2 separate regions of the Homo sapiens genome follow, and region 1 is linked to region 2. Evidence: chromatin contacts called from ENCODE Hi-C or POLR2A ChIA-PET data. All regions are on one chromosome and are shown on one strand. The core of a region is the stretch at or near the end of the contact, and the rest is flanking DNA. Distances in the headings are between cores, read along the strand shown.

Region 1 (5,311 bases), core at 2,284-4,783, 41 kb before region 2:
ACATTCAAGGTATTAAACACCAATAGAAACTACTGAGAAGGCAAGGTCTTATTCCTATTGTAGAACTATAAGTTACTCTCTTTAGGAAATGGCTGCAACAGAGGGGAGGAAGTGTTCCAAAATGAGGCCTTGAGTTTTCTCTGCAGAGCTTTCCAGAATATGTTAAACAGAAGCAGGAGGCAGCTGATCCTAGTTCATAAGTTTCCTTCCTGCTCACATAACCACCTCTCACTCTCCACGTTCTTCAGGTATATACTATGAAGTCCAGTTTCTTTCATCCTTCCCAAAGGCCGACCCACCAGCCTTACCTCAGTGACTCTCTATATAGTTAGGCTCAAATCGTGTAATTAACATAAGTCAAGTGTCTGCAAACTAAGTATTTGTTTACAAGTAATAAATTCTAGCTCATTCCCTCAACTAGGATTTGTGCCTTCTGTGTACCTGTGGAAAGCATTGGGTATAGACAGTGGTTAAAAAATAAACTCTATGAGGGCAGAGAGCATGACTAAAGTTAATGAGGGAGACAGACACGATGCAAGGAAAACAATAAATATATAATTACACATTTTACTCATGAAGGAAAAAAGAATGACACTATGAGAGAAAACAACATGGGGAACCAACTCTGGATTGAATCAGGGAGGTCCTCTCTGAGGAGGTGATATTTAAGCCAAGACTGAAGGAAGAGAATCATCCAAGTAAAATTGGGAGCTAGGGCATTTCAGGCAGAGGGAGCAGTAAGCGAGGATGAGAACTCCGAGGCAGCTTTGTGCGCTGTGTTCTGTGAGTGATGACAGGTGAGAGACGAGGTAGGAGGGGAAGGCAGGGATAGAATCCTGAGGCCCTGGTTGTTGTGATTTTATTCTGAATGGATGCTTCTGTTAGGTCTGTTCTCATGCCGCTAGTAGACATATACCCAAGACTGGGTAATTTATAAAGGAAAGTGGCTTAATGGACTCCAGTTCCACATGGCTGGGGAGGCCTCACAATCATGGCAGAAGGCAAATAAGAAACAAAGTCATGTCTTACGTGGTGGCAGGCAAGAGAGCTTGTGCAGGGAAACTCCCATTTATAAAATCATCAGTCTCGTGAGACTTATTCACTATCACAAGAATAGTATGGGGGAAACTGCCCCATGATTCAATTATCTCCACCTGGACCTATCCTTGACACGTGGGGATTATTACAATTCAAGGTGAAACGTGGGTGGAGACACAGCCAAACTATATCAATGCTGGAGACAAAAGCAGAGTAGTGACCATCCAAATTATGTTCTTGAAAGGTCTCTCGGCTGAGTGCGGTGGCTCACGCCTGTAATCCCAGCACTTGGGGAGGTGGAGGCGGGCAGATCACGAGGTCAGGAGATCAAGACCATCCTGGCTAACACGGTGAAACCCTGTCTCTACTAAAAATACAAAAAATTAGCCGGGCATGGTGGCAGGTGCCTGTAGTTCTAGCTACTCGGGAGGCTGAGGCAGGAGAAAAGTGTGAACCTGGGAGGCGGAGCTTGCAGTGAGCCAAGATCGCACCACTGCACTCCAGCCTGGGCGACAGAGTGAGACTCCGTCTCAAAAAAAAAAAAAAGGTCTCTCTATCCATTGCCTGCCAGGTGGATTTGATTTGAAGAAGGGAGGGGAGAAGGCAGAAAACTCACAGGGAGGCCATTGCAATAATCTGGATGAATGGAGGTGGTGACTGGGGCTGGGACTACGGCAGTAGAGAGGGAGAGAAATGGGAAGCTTTGAGGTGTGCTCAAAGGTAAACCAGAAATTCTCGTAGGGGACAAGGAGCAGGAAGGGCCAGAGAAAGGCCTCCCCATGCCTTTTCAAAACTGGATCGTACAACTAGTTTGCATTTACCTTTCCTTCTAGGTTGTATTTTACCTTATTCAAAAAGGTGATAAGTGTTTCTTTTTTTCACTAGCTGAGTTTTTAGTAAAGCTTAAGGGCCCAGGACAGTCTAGATTCTGAAGCCAGGGTCCGAAGTCTTACAAGTCACTGTTTATTTTACAGCCTACCAGGACATCCTCGGAAAGTATTTATTCTAGGCCAGGCTCCAGTATTCCTGGCTCACCAGGTCATACTATCTATGTAAGTATCTACTTCTGGAAGTGACATTTCTGGGACAGGTAAATTAGTGGATTGTAATAGCAGAATGGGTAATCCAAAACAAAAACTGATTCAAAGTGATTTCTATTTTTGTTATGAGACCTGATTTTCATTTTTGTAGAACAGTCTCCTCAATCACTTTTACCTTTAGGTAATTACATTTATGTGACCATCAACAGAGTGATCAGACGACCTGTAAAATGTAGTAATATGTTGCGGGACTTAAAAAATTCTTGCACCTAAGACTCCGTCTCAAAAAAAAAAATTCTTGCACCTAAATTGCATATAGATATTTGGGGATTAAATATATATTTTATGAAGCTGATACTGAGTGTTCCTAAATTCTACCACAAAGATATTTAAATATTTAGTTTATTAATTATGCAGTTCTTGTTTTTAGCCATCTGAGAGGATTATTGGACCATCTGTTTGAGCTTTTTCCTTTACTATCATAAATTCAGGAAATTATCCTTAAGGTTTGCACATTTATCTATTTCATGAATTCTACACAGATTTTTTCCTAAGCGTTCAGTGACTTTTTTAAAAAAACATGATTAATATATGGTATAAAGGGCAACTTCTGAAGAGTATAACTGTGTTAGGCAAGATGTTTTGGTTTTTGTTTATTTTAAGGCCTTCACTTTTTAAACAACAGGAAATGCGCCAACTACAGTTTCCTAAAGCAGTCAGACTACAAGGTAATTGTTCTTTCTGGTTAACTTTGCCAGGCAAAAGTAGACAATGAGATCCTGGATTACAAGGATTTAGCAGCCATTCCGAAGGTCAAGGCAATTTATGACATTGAACGTCCAGATCTTATTACCTATGAGCCTTTCTACACTTCGGGCTATGATGACAAACAGGAGAGACAGAGCCTTGGAGAGGTAATACATTCCTACTGGTTGTGAGTTGTACAACAATTTACCTTCCCTTTTGTCACATTTGTAATAACTACCATTTGGAGTTCAGGTAAATCAGGTGGTCTTTTGTCTGCCTAGTATTTGCAGATTTCTAGACCAGGTGCTTTGAGGTATTCAGAAGCCCATCATGAGAAGTGGGAGAACAGAACAATGGCACATCAAACAACAGTGAAGACCAGCTAAACATTAGCATGCTGGGATGGAAGCTGTCGGGAGGTGGGGAGGGGGTGGGGATTGTGTGAGCTGGGCAGAGCAAATAAGGGAGTGAGGGTCTCCTGGGGGTCTTAGTCTAGTGATAAGCTTTAAGTATATTCATGGCATCATGAGGAGAGAGAACACACCCCCTAAATTTTGGTAATTACAGTTTTCAGCAACTTAAGAAAGTTAGCATGTGAAAGAAAAAATAAAGTAGAGCGCATGGGGCAACAGTCTAGCACAGGAGTGTGAGCCAGCATTCTGGAATCAAATTACCTGGTCTCAACCCAGGGATCACCACATGCCGATTGTTTGACTTTGACCATGTGACAGCCATTCTGCTGCTAGTTTCCTGGACCAGGTACAGTGCTCATACCTGTAATCCCAACATTTTGGGAGGCTGAGGGCCGGAGGATTGCTTCAGGCCAGGAGTTGAAGACCACCCTGGACAACATAGTTGAGACCTCATCTATATATATTAAAAAAATAAGAAAAATGGTCCTAGTTTCTTCATCTGTAAAACAGATAGGGTGATGATAGAATCTACCTCATAGGGTGTTAGTGAGGATTAAGCAAGCTAATCTATGTAAAGCAATTATCAGAGGCCAGACTTGGGGGAAATACTGAGCATGTGGCAATTTCTACCATTGTTGCTACCTGTCCTCTTGGGGCTCGTTAATACTCGGCCTGCAGACCCATCTGCTGCGGGACCAGAGCCTCTCAGCCCCTTGGGGTCCTCCCCTCCCCGGTCCCATCTCAGGGTTGAAGGTTCTCTGTGGTCGCTTCCTACCCAAGTCCGTTTCCCCTGGCCAATCGGCTCACTCTCATTTTTTTCTCTTTTATTTTTTGAATTAGAATCATCTGTAGACTGATTTTAGTCCACAAAGATGTTAACAAATAGCTGACAAATCAGCTATTCAACAAAGGTTAAAACAGAATATAAACAATCTAGCATCTCACAGTGCTTTGAGGTCTTGGAGAAGAAAAGGCATGAAAATGTGATTCTGTTTAATTGTTCTCAATTCCAGATGTATAATATTATTTGATAATTATATTTATGTTTATTTTTTATTTTATATATATTGTTCCTTTTATTTATTTACTTTCTAATCTGGGTTTTATTCCAGAGCATAGCTCTGCGTGGAAAAGGTCCCTGTGGCAGGAAGTGATATCCATTTTCATGTAGTGCCACCTAGTGGTCACTTAGCTGTAGCTGCACTTGCGGCCGCTCTCAAGCGCAGGTGCATTGGCCCGGGTTGTCAGTTGCCATTGAACCCCACAGAGTTTCGTAGGGCATAAGAGGCGAGGGGAAGTTCCTGAACAAAGTGCATAGAGATTGGCCTTGGACCCTGTGGATGAGAATTTACTAATGTTTAACCCATACAAGCAAGGGGATGTGAGTTTTTTTAATGGTGTTAAGGATTTGGGGTTCATGGTGTGCAGTGTACGTGTCTGTGTGCGTTTCCCAGCAGCTCCATCAAGGCAGTAAAACATTAAGCACTCAAGAGTTTGGGCTTTGAGGTGAAAATCTCTGCATTTAAAACCAGACTCTGCCAGACATGGTGACTCATGTCCGTAATACCAGCACTTTAGGAGGCCAAGGCCAAGGTGGGTGGATTGCTTGAGACCAAGAGTTTGAGACCAGCCTGGACAACATACCAAAATTCCATCTCTACAGAAAAAAAATACAAAAATTAGCCAGGAATGATGGCACACGCCTGTAGTCCCAGCAACTTGGGAGGCTGAGATGGGAGGATCACTTGAGCCCAGGAGGTTGAGGCTGCATTGAGCCATGATCATGCCATTGTACTCCGGCCTGGGTGATAGAGTGACACCCTGTCTCAAAAACAAAACAAAGCAAACAAAACAAAAACCACCACCACAAAAAAAGAAAAAAAGAAAAACCAGACCGATGCTGACTAACCACATAACTTTGGGGAAATTATATACCTCAATCTCCTTATCTGCAAACTCAAGATAGAGAACAAGAATACCTATGCTAGAAGTTTTCTGTAAAGAGTAAGTGAGCTATTTACATTAGAACAGTACTGGGCACATAATAAGTGCTTAAGAAAAATGCTGGCTACT
Region 2 (5,434 bases), core at 328-2,827:
ACTTCCTGTTCTCCAAAACCTCAAAGAGATAGAGTTAATGAGTTGTTGTTTTTTTTTAAATGGGGGTAGTTTTCTATCTGTCATGGGCTCTAGCATCTACTCCGCTACCCAATTCTGTCATCTCCAAGCTGAGTTTCCTCTTCTGAGGCAGAGGCTGGAGCAGTTCTTTTTCAGTTCTCATCCTCTCCATCCCAATCCAGTATATCAATCAACTCTAACTCGGAGACGTCTAGCTGGCAATGTTTCTAAAACTTTCACTGGATTTCTTTAGACATTGAAGCAAACATTTTTTTCTAAGAATTGCTTCTCAGATGATGATATCAAATGTATATGCTTTTGCAAGTTTGAAAAGTTCAAATTAACCACTTTTGACTAGGTAAGTCTTTCTAAAAACCATTTAAAGCTAACTGGGTCTTAGCATCCTCCTGTGTATGGAAGAGACAGGTGACCGCTCCAGGTTGGGTGCTCACAGAACCCTTTTCCTGACTCTCATGGAAGATGGTGGAAGGAAAATAGACTGTCTCATCAACCCTCCTGTGTCCTCTGAAGCAATCTCAGTTTTTATTAACCACCTCTTCTGTGTTTCTGGTAGCTATTTAACCTGTATTTAATCTGTACTTCCTATGCCAGCCTCAATTTTATTTGATTTTTACAATTATTCTCTTCTAACCAATGAAGTGTTTGTCAGTATGCCCCAAAGCTTGCTCTTTTGTGCTCCCTTTTGAATAACTTTCTATCCAGAAAAAGAGATTATTTGGGACTTGAGATTTGCAGTGATACCAACTTATAGCAATGATGTACTTTAAGGGAACTACCCAACTATGTTGTGATAGAAGAAAGAGAAACCTTCACTTTGGCATTTTTTTTTAATCACTGTTTATTTTTCTGTTTGCGGCCCAGGAAGCAGTGGGAGGTGGTGGCAGATATGCTTTGCATATGGATTGTTATGTTTTTATTTGGGCAAGTTTAATCATGGAAAACTCAAAAAGAAGGGGGGAAATGGTCAGTTTAAGCCAAAAGAAACTTTCTAAACAATGTATAGGTACACAGCAAAATTAAACAAATCCAACAATTTCTGAAGCTTAGTGTAATTGAGTGGTGGTTGTTATTCAATAAAATTATTCCCAAAAGTGTTTCTCCTAAGAGTGCAGTTCCCATGAGTCACTTCCTGAACCCATTGACCAAAGGTGGACAGAGACAATCCTGTAGACCTTGACATTCAGAAAGATGTGAGCTGCTTACTGATCATATATGCATACGTTTCTTTACAGCAGAGGAAACCATTGTCCACAAAACTGATGTTCTTTTGGGGTTTTATGTACAGACTTGTCCAATCATGTGTGTGGTTCCTGCGAGTTGCTGATGACTCCGCATTGAAGCTCTCTGAGTTCTTTGATTTTAAGTTGGGTTTATGGAATTTTTTCAAATGTTGGAAGGTGTGTGGTTCTTCCTGCCCTCCCTCCCCTTTTGGAAATATGAAAGCAAATGTTTAGAAGAATTCCTTTTGAAAAGCTGTGTCGTGTTCCCTGTGAAACTGAGCAGGTGTGTGTTGGCGCGCTAAGTGCCACATGCTTGTGTGTAGAGGAGGAGGTGGCCCTGCCGGCTCCGCGCTGCTGTGCCTGTGATCCCTACCTGCTCCCCGCTCCTGTTGCCAGCAGCACTCACTGCACTCCTTTGTCATATACTCTGCATCACTGTCATACTCACAACTTCGTGAATAAAGTTGTGTGCTTTATTCGTAGATGCCTCCATACCTGTGTTTCATTTCTCGTTCCCTGGCTCCCTTTGAAGGTCTATCTCATTTTAAAAAGCACCAACGCAACTTCCAATAATCAAAACAAAATCAGAATGAACCCAAGGCTGTGGGAATACATTTTTATCATGCAGGTGGAAAAATGCAGCAAATAACAGCAGGATATTCCAGGACTGTGTGTCCAATAACCCAGACCATATTGACCAAGCTGTCCAAAGGAAAGAAATGTTTAGTAGAGCCATTACACTGTGCTGTGTCATAGGTGTTTGATTTGGTTTGTGACACAGCAGGGATAGTCCCATCATTTCGACAAAGCTGGGGATTTGAGGAGGTTTGAAGCTTCTGAGCCACTATGAGTGTGGGCCACTTTTTAGTAAGAAGCTAGAATGCAGTAGGAGAAAAGCATCCTTCCAATTTTGGGCATCCCCTGCATGATCAAACTTTACATGAAGAAATTGTAGATGTTAACTTCCTTGTTATCATCACTGCCAAGATTTTAGGCTTGCCAGAAAGTACAAGGATCTATGTCCAAGATGGCCCACTCCAACGATAGCCTTCCTTCTGCTCTGTGTCTGCTGAGACTACCCAAGACCCAGTCACACTGGCATTCACATGACCCTCCCCTGGAAGCGGGATGCAGGTTGTTTTCAAGACAGTTGGCATCTTTAGTTCACCACCATGGAAAACAGGCCGGGAGACCTCAGCTCAAGGTCTGTGTTCTGCTCATCTCTGCCTCCACCCGTGGGAAAGCATCCCTGCTGTGGTCCATAATTACCATAGCTAGGGGTCATCTCCAGTCCTTATGAACTCTCTGTGGGATTTGGCTCTGGTGGCCACCTCTCCAATGGAAGTTGACCCGTGCCTCACTTCAGTTGCTAGACTTTAGTCAGCGAATCTCACACTGCCTTTGCTGGGAGTGGAAGGATCTCGCCTCACCCACTGCTCAGCTGCCTCTCCCCCAGTACCCTGCCTTCAGATCTTGCCAAACCACTGCAAGTTCCCAGGACATACCATGCTTGCTCCCTCCCAGGCAGCTTTATCAAAGGTATTTCTTCTTTACGATGCTCAACTCTTCAAGGAGGTGGTGGAGCAGAGAGGACCTGGCCCCAGGGAAAGGAAGTAATGATCAATGTTGACTCTTTAAAAACAGCTACCCATCAGCTCTTTGGAGTTACCCATGTGAATTTCCCATGGGCTCCATTTGTTCCAAATTAAAGACAAGTCCAAGTTCACACCCTCTCTATGAGCCTGTCTTAATGGGCCCAGCCCAATCTGCATGTAATTCTTTGCATGCCTCTAGTTGAACCTCAAGGTCGGTACTTAGCAAGTGTTGCCTCGAACTGCTAGCTGCGTGGGTTTCTGCTCTTCAGTTGAACTGTAGTGAGATCTCTGTGCTGAGCGCCAGGCACCCTAGCTTGGCATAACTATATTGCTCGTGAGAGCCTTTCAAAGTAGACAATTGTAGCTCCACTATACAGGTAGGAAACCAAAGCTCAGAGTCTAATCAAACATGCCCAATCACTCAGCCAGTGAGCAGCAGAGCTAGAATTCTCCAGGTCTGCCCTTTTCAGATCCCATGCTGTTATCCTCCACATCCCATTCCCTGTGACTTTCTTAGGGCAAGGACTGTGTCCCACATTCTGAATCTCCCAGGGCACACTGCACAGAATGGGTTCTTAGTGTGAGACCGGCCAGCGCCCTTCAGTGTGGCCATGAGCCCCAACACTACCACCAAGGCGCATTTATGAACAGTTTGGGGGTTACTCACTGTCTGTGTGTCTTGGAGCCCGTTTAGCCTCTCTTCAGCCTCAATTTGTTCATCTGCAGAATGGACAAGATAATAATATCCATCAAAAGACTGTTGCCAAATTATAGCACGTGAGCACTTAGGTGGTTGAATAAGGACTAGTATTATTTTAAATAATCATTTGAGAATGAATTAGTTTTCACTCTGGGCTTTTTACCCCTCCCTCTAGTCATTTTGTTTGTGTTCACAGGGCCTTCCTCATGGATTCTCCTTCTAGTCTTTATATAAATACTCCAGGATTAAAATAATCCCACGACCTCTTTTACATACTTCAACAACAGCACTCTCTCCACCCAAGCATAGTCTAAGATAGAGATCCCCTGAAGATGTGCTAATTAGTAGTAATAATAACCAGAAGTATTACTCAGCAGCCGAGTGCAGGGTATAGCATCAGGCTGCCTGGGTTCGAGTTTCAGCTCCACCAATAGCTATCTGTATAACTAACAAATTGTTTAACTTCTCTAAGCCTCAATTTCCATGTCCATAAAAGAGGAATAATAATGATACCTACCACAAAAGGTTATTATGAGAATTCCTGCAGGACAAGAGCCTGCATGATACTAAACGAGCACTTAAAATGGCTTTTATTCAGGCCCGGCGCGGTGGCTCATGCCTGTAATCCTAGCACTTTGGGAGGCTGAGGCGGGCGGATCACAAGGTCAGGAGATCGAGACCATCCTGGCTAACATGGTGAAAACCTGTCTCTACTCAAAATACAAAAAATTAGCCAGGTGTGGTGGCGGGCGCCTGTAGTCCCAGCTACTCAGGCAGGAGAATTGCGTGAACCCGGGAGGCGGAGCTTGCAGTGAGCTGAGATCACACCACTGCACCCCAGCCTGGTGACAGAGCAAGACTCCGTCTCAAAAAAAAAAAAAAAAAAAAAGGATTTTATTCATGAAGTAGCTGCCATGTAATAAGTACTGTTTGCCCAGCCCCGAACTAAACAATTTCTGTGGTTTCTTTCATATACTTCCTTAGGTTCCTTCCATTTTAGTTAAGGAAACAGACCCAGAGAGACTGTCTCTGAGTAGTGGGGCTGAGTAGGCTGAGGTGGGTGGATCATCACGAGGTCAGGAAATCGCTACCATCCTGGCTAACATGGTGAAACCCCGACTCTACTCAAAATACAAAAAATTAGCCAGGTGTGGTGATGGGCGACTGTAGTCCCAGCTACTCGGGAGGCTGAGGCAGTCCTAAACACTGCCTATGGGCAAGTGTCATGCCGAGAGGGGCACAGGTGCCCCCAAAGCACTGTGGCCACCCAGCATGGCAGACTCCTCAAACTGGAAGCGTTCAGAGGTGCCAGGTTGGGACTCAGCTGCTCCAGAGGGTTTTCCTGGGTTGGGAGGATTGTCCTAGCCTACTCCGGCGGTGCTTAGAAACACTCCCTGTGGAAGAGCTGAGACTCATTCTCATGAAAGATGGTGTTTGTTCCAGAAAGATCTTTTCAATGGTATGACTCACTTCAAAGCAACCAAAGGCTGTAAAAGTTGAGCTGCTGGTCCTGAGAGTATTGAGGGAGAAAGCCACCAATCCTCCCCAGCCCCTCTTGCCCGTTGCTGGAAGAAGGCTACTCTTCCCCACAGGTCATTGCCAGGGTGTGTCTGTCAGGCCCACCCTGCTGGAGGTGGCCCACTGTGGGCCGGAAAGCACTGGGAAGGGCGGGGACTTGGAGCTGTCAGCGTTTGAGAAAGCCAGGGTGGTTGGGAGAATAGCACCCAAAACTTCAGGGAATCTCGACCCCAGCCCTAAGAACTCACTTCCGCACCTTCTTCCCCACAGGAGACCAGGACTCTGAACAAACACTTCCCTTCTACTCTGGCAGAGCTCAGGGATAGGCTGTAGCGAGTCGGGTCTGCAGAAGAGGGGGTAAT

Evidence for each region. A loop is a pair of places that touch in the nucleus more often than their neighbours do. ChIA-PET counts read pairs that join two places held with the same protein, here RNA polymerase II (POLR2A).
Region 1: a loop to region 2 is called in a map of astrocyte of the cerebellum, with 4 times the contacts of the local background. The contact joins two enhancer-like sites. A Hi-C loop is called at or near these places in 2 of 168 maps with a recorded cell type or tissue (astrocyte of the cerebellum and endothelial cell of hepatic sinusoid). POLR2A ChIA-PET finds 5 or more read pairs at or near these places in 4 of 52 experiments (CD8-positive, alpha-beta T cell, GM10248, OCI-LY7 and 1 more).

Annotation. Positions count from the first base shown.
Region 1 is chr10:114,470,658-114,475,968 of GRCh38, reverse strand. ABLIM1 (actin binding LIM protein 1) reads left to right here. Exons shown (of 23, transcript NM_002313.7): 9 at 2,013-2,090; 10 at 2,837-2,992. Among named protein-coding and RNA genes, the nearest start is that of AFAP1L2, 69 kb to the right of the region's middle. Within about 2 kb of position 3,533, at least 8 of the 41 ENCODE cell types and tissues checked have a DNase peak (open chromatin) inside an H3K27ac peak, as active enhancers do.
Region 2 is chr10:114,427,419-114,432,852 of GRCh38, reverse strand. ABLIM1 (actin binding LIM protein 1) reads left to right here. Exons shown (of 23, transcript NM_002313.7): 23 at 1-1,741. Among named protein-coding and RNA genes, the nearest start is that of AFAP1L2, 26 kb to the right of the region's middle. Within about 2 kb of position 1,577, at least 2 of the 41 ENCODE cell types and tissues checked have a DNase peak (open chromatin) inside an H3K27ac peak, as active enhancers do.